2 separate regions of the Mus musculus genome follow, and region 1 is linked to region 2. The links are chromatin contacts, found by Hi-C or POLR2A ChIA-PET in ENCODE. All regions are on one chromosome and are shown on one strand. Each heading gives the region's core, a stretch centred on a gene start or an enhancer-like site at or near the end of the contact. The rest is flanking DNA. Distances are from core to core; before and after follow the strand shown. Region 1 overlaps Ncf2 (neutrophil cytosolic factor 2). Region 2 holds the start of Arpc5 (actin related protein 2/3 complex, subunit 5).

What was found. A loop is a pair of places that touch in the nucleus more often than their neighbours do. ChIA-PET counts read pairs that join two places held with the same protein, here RNA polymerase II (POLR2A).
Region 1: a map of left cerebral cortex shows a loop between it and region 2 (2.1-fold over the local background). The contact joins the enhancer-like site here to the promoter of Arpc5 in region 2. A Hi-C loop is called at or near these places in 1 of 37 maps with a recorded cell type or tissue (left cerebral cortex). POLR2A ChIA-PET finds 5 or more read pairs at or near these places in 3 of 5 experiments (all embryonic stem cell).

The regions. Positions count from the first base shown.
Region 1 is chr1:152,815,899-152,819,938 of GRCm38, forward strand. It overlaps Ncf2 (neutrophil cytosolic factor 2), which reads left to right. Exons shown (of 16, transcript NM_010877.5): 4 at 1,093-1,201. Among named protein-coding and RNA genes, the nearest start is that of Ncf2, 18 kb to the left of the region's middle. Within about 2 kb of position 1,256, at least 3 of the 3 ENCODE cell types and tissues checked have a DNase peak (open chromatin) inside an H3K27ac peak, as active enhancers do; they include left cerebral cortex, where a contact is called at or near this core.
Region 2 is chr1:152,764,267-152,768,630 of GRCm38, forward strand. It overlaps Arpc5 (actin related protein 2/3 complex, subunit 5), which reads left to right and starts at 2,276. Exons shown (of 4, transcript NM_026369.2): 1 at 2,276-2,601. The coding sequence starts at 2,459. It also overlaps a transcript of Rgl1 not described here.

The DNA of each region.
Region 1 (4,040 bases), core at 6-2,505, 51 kb after region 2:
AGACGCAGAAGGACCAGAACTTCAAGGTCATCCCAGGTTACACATTGAGTTTAACACCAGCTTTGGATACATCAGACCCTATTTCAACATAACAACATTAACAAATGGGCAATACGTTAGCAGAGCTGCCCCATCCACCAGCTCCTTCTTACAAAACAAGCACTCTGGGTAACTTGTCCTTTTTCTAAAACAAAACAAAACAAAACATTGTGGACATCTTGATGAGACAGAGAATTGCACGGAGAACTTTGCTGAGTCCCTACAGTGCCAGGTAGACTCAGGGCATCGCCACAGCTGAAAACCACCTGCTCAGCCAACTCTGCAGGGAGCAAGACACGATTGTACTGTTAGTGCTGATGACACTTAAAGTGTCCCCTCTGAGATTGTCCCTGCTCCCAAACAGGCTGTGGAACACAGTGGGAATTGTATCTGCTCATAGAACAGGACACCTGCACCCTCCACCTGCCCTCTCCTTGCTTCAGGGGACCAGACAGCCACACACAGCCTGTGCTTACAGACAGGGGTCCAGGAAGCCTACCTTCTCATTCTTTACAGACCTGAGATAACGTCTCCCTCTTCCCCAGACTGTGTGGAGGGGGCAAGAGGCCACAAACCTCAAACTGGACTCAACAGAAGACACAACAGGCTCTAGGCAGGAGGATGGTACCCACAGCTATAGCTGTAACGAGGAACCCCTGGCAGCTGTGGCCAGGCAGATCTGTCCTTGAGCGAGGGTGGTGGGGACTGCTTTGAGACTCTTCCAGAGAGAAGCAGGGTGGTTCTGCTTGGAGCTCTCCAGTGAGGCTGAGAGCTGTGTTTGAAGGTCACTCAGGTCATCAGAAAGGTGGGAACTATGCATACAACACTTAGAGAAGAATAATCTACATTGCTGTCATAGACGGAAGGTCCCCACAAGCTGTGCTGGTTAGCCCCAGTGTGCAAAAGTCATACATAGTCTGTAAAAGTCTTTGCGCTCAGGGTTGGAGAAAAGGGAGAAGGTCAAACAGAGCAGGAGGGCTTCTTGACGTGGGCTCTGCATTTCTCTCTCCATGACCTGCATGGGACCAGCTCTCTTCTCCTCCTGTCCTGCAGGTACGACCTTGCTATCAAAGACCTTAAAGAGGCCTTGACGCAGCTTCGTGGGAACCAGCTGATAGACTACAAGATCCTGGGGCTGCAGTTCAAGCTGTTTGCCTGTGAGGTGAGGAGGGCAGGGATGGCCCGCGAGGGAAGCACAAAGGTCTAGCTGTTGTGACAGCAGCTGGCCCAAGTCACGTGATCTCTGTGCCTCGAGCCGCATGCTGTCTGTTAAGAAAACACTGAGATGCGTGTAGCTTAGGGGTGAAAAAGTGTTTTCCCCGGCATGGCATGCTTGAGGCCCAGGATCTGACACCAGCATTGACAAAGGGAGGAAAGAAAGGGAGAGGGTGTGGGGGGAGGAAAGGAGAGAGAAGGGGAGGGAGATTTCATGATTTCGCACTCCTTATAGAGTCATTAGATACCTGAGAGGAAACTTTTTTTTTTTTTTTTTTTTTTTTTTTTTTAGTTTCTGACTCAAAAGCCAATGCAAAAATAAGCCCATTGTGTGCTTTGAAGGGAGACCAGACAGGAGTGAGTGTGTGCTGGCCTGGGAGAGTAGTCACAGCAATTTGCATATTTTACTCAGCAATTTGCATATTTTACTCATCAATTTGCATATGACAAGCTATTTCCTCAACATTACTCTGCCATGTTCAAAATCATGGGTTCTCTGACTGTGAGGAACCTGCTGTAACCCGCCTAGGTACTTGATTAACACTGGAAGAGAGACTGTGGGCTGTCTGGTACAGGTCTGTGGAAGAAACGCACTAAGTACACAGAGAGGTGAAGTTCTCCAAACAAGGACAACTTCTTCCCACTATTACTAAAAAGGACAGGCATGGCTGGCTTTGACTTGTGAGTTTATGAACTTTTCTTCCACAAATAACCTTCCCTATCAAACTTCCAAATATACACTGCCAGCTTTAAAAACAAAAACCCCCTGGAAATGTCGGTGACCTTTATTTAGAAGCATGCTGAACAAACGTCTTCTTTTGCTTCGGTTTCTCAGGCACGAGAAGTGAAGCGTTCCCACGGTTGCTTAGAGATGCTAGTAAAAATAGATTCTCTCTCTGCCTGAGTCCCTGGGGACGCGTGGCCCATGGCCCGTCCTGCTCTGTGGCAGGCACACAGCTACGCCATTGCTCACAAGGGAAGACTTGCATTTGCTTTGGGAATTGGCTGGCCTGAGGCTGGTTCCCTGAGGACAGGGGTTATCTCCCTCCATAAGTTGAAGCAAACGCTTTGTTACAGGGCCTGCCCTGTGCCTGGTGGGATTTTTGGCTCCATCTCTGGCCTCTCTCCTCTAGATGGCCAGGAGCTTCCCACCTCACCTTGCCATGATCAAAATGGTCCCCAAACTGTCACTCACCCTGCCGAGGGCCGCTTGTCACTTACAGGTATGAAGGCGGTGAGCAGGCAGCGCTAGACAAGGAAGTGGGCCTTGTGGTACCAAGCAAGTCCTTCACAGGAAGACGTTTTCCCTGTTGTTAGGGTCAAAATGACCCAGGGGTCAAGAAACTAGGCATTTCCCTACTTAAGCCATTCTGTGGAGGAGTCCCGAGGTCCTTCTAGTCAAAAAAAGTGGTTATGGGGAAAGGCCTTAAGAGAAGGCAACTGAGAAAGAAAATAAGAAAATGTTAAAGCTTGTTGTGGTCTCTTTTCTGTCACCTGTAGTAAATAGTAACGGGCAGCCAAGTTTGTGCCACATGCTTCTCAACTTATGATGACAAGTTCTGTCCATATATGAGCCACATCCTCAGTGGCTCCTCAATAAGGAGAAAGTTGCCAGGCAAGGTGGTGCGCGCCTTTAATCTCAGCACTCGGGAGGCAGAGTCAGGCGGATTTCTGAGTTCGAGGCCAGCCTGGTCTACAAAGTGAGTTCCAGGACAGCCAGGGCTACACAGAGAAACCCTGTCTCGAAAAAAAACAAAAACAAAAACAAAAAAAACAAAAAACAAAACAAAACAAAAAAACAAAAAAAAGGAGAAAGTTATTATAAGTCAAAAATGTGTTTGACACACCTACCCCACGTGCATCATTGCTTTCTGACACAGCACACCAGTGTGTTGTACCCGTGTGCTCACAGACAAGCAGTAGGGAAACCCGGGATGTTAAACACAGTGTTGTTCCTTCAAAGGTAGGGGTGTCTAACCTGATATCAACCCAGAAGGCTGGGGTGGGTGTGACCCTTTAATCGCCTGGTGACCTTTGTGTGCTTTGTGCCCAGACCACACTTGGTTTCCCACCATAAGCTTGTTTTTCTCAGCCAATCTTTAGAACCCATCTTTCCTTCCTTCCTTTCTTTCTTTCTTTCTTTCTTTCTTTCTTTCTTTCTTTCTTTCTTTTGTTTTGTGACAGATTTTTTTTTTCTGTGTAGCCTTGGCTATCCTGGAACTCACCCTGTAGACTAGGCTAGCCTTGAACTCAGAAATTCACTGCCCTTGCCTCCCAAGTGCTGGACTAAAGGCATGCACTACCACCCAGCTCGCTCAGAACCCATCTCTATGAAAGATGTCTCATGTCCTCTAGAGTTCCTATGTAGTCACCCCCAATCTTTACTTAGCTTACTTTATGCTTTATTGTGCACATAGGACTAAGTTTCCACCAAACTGTGCTGTGCTTAAATATTCCTGAAATAAACTACTCAGGGTCAGACTCTCAAAGTTTGCACCAACACCAGCTACTTAGTCGTGCTGAACTAAACTGCCTTCTTGTCACCCGTGGATTTTTATTCTGCTGGTCGTGGTGGTGGCAGAGACACCTCCCGCCCCCACATGCCACACCAACCTTCTCGCCTCCTACAGAGAGCCACTTGCTTTCCTTTGTGCTTGCATGCAGAGTAGGAGGCAAGGCTCTATGACACCAACCAAATTGCAAGAGGGTTTTGCAGTGTGTCAATAGTGTGGGGGAAAAAAAATCAAAATTAAAACTCCGGAAGTCCTCTTTCTTCTGAATGCATT
Region 2 (4,364 bases), core at 1,026-3,525:
GAGCAATGGAGATAATTACATCCTTGAACAACTGACTTTTGTTTTTAATTCCTCGCTGTTCCATTAAGTTGTTTTCTACCCCAGGATTCTTCCCCAGCTCTAAAGAGAACGCGTGTGTGTGTGTGTGTGTGTGTGTGTGTGTGTGTGTGTGTCCAACTAAGACAAAAGGAAACACTAGGGCTTTGGAAATGGCTATGTTAGCTCTTAAATCCTCGTTTCCATCTGCACTCAACAGTGCATCTAGTGTTTAATTTTCTCTTCAAAGAAAATCTCAATTTAAAAGAACAAAAAGTACAGTCAGCTTTAACATCTAAAAGAGTATGCTGTGCAGCTTTTATGGGAGTTACACAAGATTGAAACAGAAAAAAAAAATTAAACAAATCTTTATCCTAAGTTACATAATGCCATCACCGTAACAATGTTCTTATACTCCAGCATGAGGCTTTTAAAGTAAGCACTGCTGGCAGGGAGACATGTCTCCTTTGCTGTCTTAAGACACGAGAGTTTTTACTAGCTGACAATGTGAGTGTTAATCAAGGAAATGTCACTTCTATCAACTGAATGATAAACCTAGAGGGAGTGCCACATTGCTTCTTCACAAGGAAAAGGGACACACTTCACATACAGCGCTCTCTCTACATAAACACATACATACACATGTGTGTGCCTATGATCAACAACTGTTTGATCCTGACGTCTTTCTCTTTTTGATTGAGTCTCTATTCCCAATGTTTTTATATATTTTATATTTCACTAACTCATCAAGCATGCACTAACTACCTTCTGAATACCTAATTTTATTTTATATGAAAAAAGATACATAAGAAAAAATTAGATTCAGCCCTTCAGAATCTTGGGATCTCTTTCCCCAGCAAGAATAAAACCTATCATTAGGTAGTTTATGAAGCTCGTGCTACATAACCCATAACACATTGCACACATATGCAGAATTTTAGAGTCTTTTCGAAGCATTTCCACGTATTGAGCCCTGGGAACATCCTTGTGAAAAGCACATTAGCCCCATCTTAGTACTAAGAAATCCAAGGTTCCAATTTTTAAGCAACATGCCTCAATCATGCAGATTATGAGAGCAGAAAAGTCGAGACTCAGCCTGCTTTTTGATCCCAAGCCCAGTGCTCTTTTCCAGTACGGCAGAGCAAACGAGAAAACTCAACAGGATGACATCCAGCCTTCTGCTATACGTGAAACCAGGTGGTTCTGCATCGAAGCAGGGCAAAGCCAAATGTCTGAATTAATTTTATTCTGTAAATACTTGTACTACGGTATATTACACAGAGCACAGCTATTATTTGATTAATCTTTGTGCCTCTGCCTCCTCAACAGAAGCTCTGATCTCACAAACCGGAATATGGAATATAGCAAAAAGCTGATTTGACGTGCTTCCAGGAACCTTAAACAATAAATAACAACCTTGAAAGTCCAGTCTCTATTAATCCTTGCACTCGCTATTTTCCCTCAGCACTGAAGAGCCTAACTCGCCCACCCTCTTCTGGCATTCTTGCTCCAAATAACTACTTATTTTAAGATGTGATGACTGATTCTAGAAAATGCTACAAGTTTGCCCCAATTTCACTACCTGGCCCAAGCGTCTTTTCCCTCCCTCCAGATGGAGAGAATACCTAGTTCAGATTCTGCAGGTCCGGTCGCGATGCTGTCACACAGCACTGACAGGTAAGAAGTGACCTTTTCGATTCCGTCCTTGGGGACCTCCCACCGACAGCGTGCCAAGAGTCCAAGCCGGGGAAGGGGCTCTCAGCTCGGGAAGGCAGCCCCCGGCGGCGCACGGTCCGAATGGAGGGCTCCGATCACTAGTTCCGAGCTGGGCATCACTTTGCCTCATACTCCTGCAGACTGCAGGGGACTAGGTTCTGCAGCCAGTCCATCGCACCCCACGCGCGAGTCCGGTCACCCACACTTCACACCGGACCCCAACAACCAGCGGCTGGCACCGACAGCGGCGGCGGCAGCAGCACTCCAGGCCACGCTCCCGAGGTGCCCATAGCCTCCAGCCCAAGACCCCCCGCAAGGCAGGACCGCAGAAAAGCGTTTCTATGGGAACGTCCCGGGCATCACGTGATGCTCCCCGGCGACCAATCGCGTCTCCGCGCCGCCTCTGCCAGCTTTCTGTCGACCCGCCGCCCCCGCCTCCTTCTCCAGCCCCGCCCCTTTCCTGCAGCGGGCCCGCGCGTGCGCGGTGCGTCCCGCGCGCTCCCCTGCCGACGCGCGCTCCCGGGGGACGCGGGGGCGGAGCGGGGGCTGAAGGATGGCTGCAAGCAGAGGAGGAGGCCGAGCCCGCTAGCGCGCAGGCCCAGAAGCTTGCAAGCCGCGGCTGCCGGCGACGCCCCAGAGCGGAAGAGGGAAGTGAGTCGGACCGGGCTGGGCTCGCTAAAGGAGAGGCACCGCGGAGGGGCAGGCCAGCGTCGCGTCGCGATCCGGGATGTCGAAGAACACGGTGTCGTCGGCCCGCTTCCGGAAGGTGGACGTGGACGAATATGACGAGAACAAGTTCGTGGACGAGGAGGACGGCGGCGATGGCCAGGCCGGGCCCGACGAGGGCGAGGTGGACTCGTGCCTACGGCAATATCCTTACGCTCGCGGCGGCCGGGGGTTGTGGGGACGCGGGGCCACGCGACCGGCTGTGCCCGGCTCTAGGTGGGGACGGAGGACAGGAGCTCCCGGGGCCAGCAGGCCGCCTGTACCCCGCGGCCGCGCCGGCGAACTTACCGGCGGCGCCCCGATTCCTCAGGTGCGCGGTCCTAAGCGGCCGCGCCCTCCCCGGGGCACCGCTGGTGTCCTAGTGGGCACCTGAGCCAGTCTCTGCCCGGTGGGGACACGGGCGTCCCGCTTGGAGTCTTGCTTTCCTGTCCGGTGTGTGTGGTTGGCGGAGCGGGGATAGTTTATCCCTAGCCAGGAGAGATGGAGCGGTTCGCAAATCGAGGCCCTCGGTACATTCAGCCCCGGGGCTATTTCATCGGCAGCATTGTTTATTAAGAGAGAAGGGCTTTGGCAAGGTGGCATTATAATTCATGAACGAGCCGAAGGGAGTTTTCTTCTCCAAAATTCCCAGTTAAAGCTTGGAACCTTTCACCTGCTAAGAAAAGGCCACTAAAAAAGGGATAGCGAATGCATGCAGAGAATCCCTGGGAATAATATAAGATGAACCCCAGTGAATAAAGCAGAGAATGAGTCGGTTCTATAAATCAACATTGTTTTTCTGAAATTGTTTCCCTTCTAGTTAAAACATGGCTGTCAGTTCCTGGTTCCTTGGTTTGCATATCTGAATATTCATAACCTCGAAATTCATTTGCATCGATCCCTTAGAAAAATAGAATGTTACAAAAATCCAAACTGGAGCTTTAGAAAAATCGTATTCATTAAGTCTGTTCATACAGCTCTCCCCTCATCAATTTTCTACTAGATTATAATGAAGAAAGTGAGCAAAAACAGTGGTAACCACAGCATCAAACGTACATATATGTGCAGTATAGGTTTAACTTTCATTACCATAACTTTCACAGTTGTTACTAATTTGATTATTTGTTAAAATACTTGGGTTTTTTTTTTCTTTAAAAGACCATGCAGGCTTGACAGTAGTTTATTACCTACTGTAGATAATTTTTTATTAGACCCTTTGCACAGAAATGGTGAGCTTATTCTTTGTTTGTTTGGGTTTTTTTTTTTTTTTTTTTTTTTTTTTTTTTTTAGTCTTTATGGTGGATATATGATATTTTATTAAACTAATGTATTTTAGGTAATTTCTGGTGATTCCTACTGCTGTGTTCATTATCAATTCAGTCTACCTTTTTGTCAATCCATTTTAAAATATAAAGATATTGTCTCTGGTTCTAACTAGGAGAGACTTCAGATTGGTCGGGTACTACAGATGGAGGAACCAGTGACTCTGTTTCTCCTTTTAGGGAAATGACTGTCTGTTCTGACAGTCTGATTGGCCTTCCGTTTCCCCTGCTTGCTAACTCACCAGTGCTTTCAGAGACTGAGTAGGTATGGATGGTCCAGCCCAGTTTGAATAACCTGTAGGAAATAAAGTAAGCTGCCACCTACAGGTCGTGCGGGTTACTACATCATCCAGAGCCCTGTTCATATTAAGCTATTCTTCCATTCTGATTGCCAGAATAATCAGCCAGCATTTCAGTTAATACACAGTGTAGTTTCAGTATAAAGTCTAGGGTTGTTTTCCAGCAAGAGTCACACAGACAAGTGGTATACTTTGTTGGTAAACTGCATCATTTGGTGACCTAATAATTCTTAACACATAGTCTTAAGATTTCTTGAATACCCATCTAGACAATTGCGTGTATCTCACTGGAAAGTGTAATCTATTT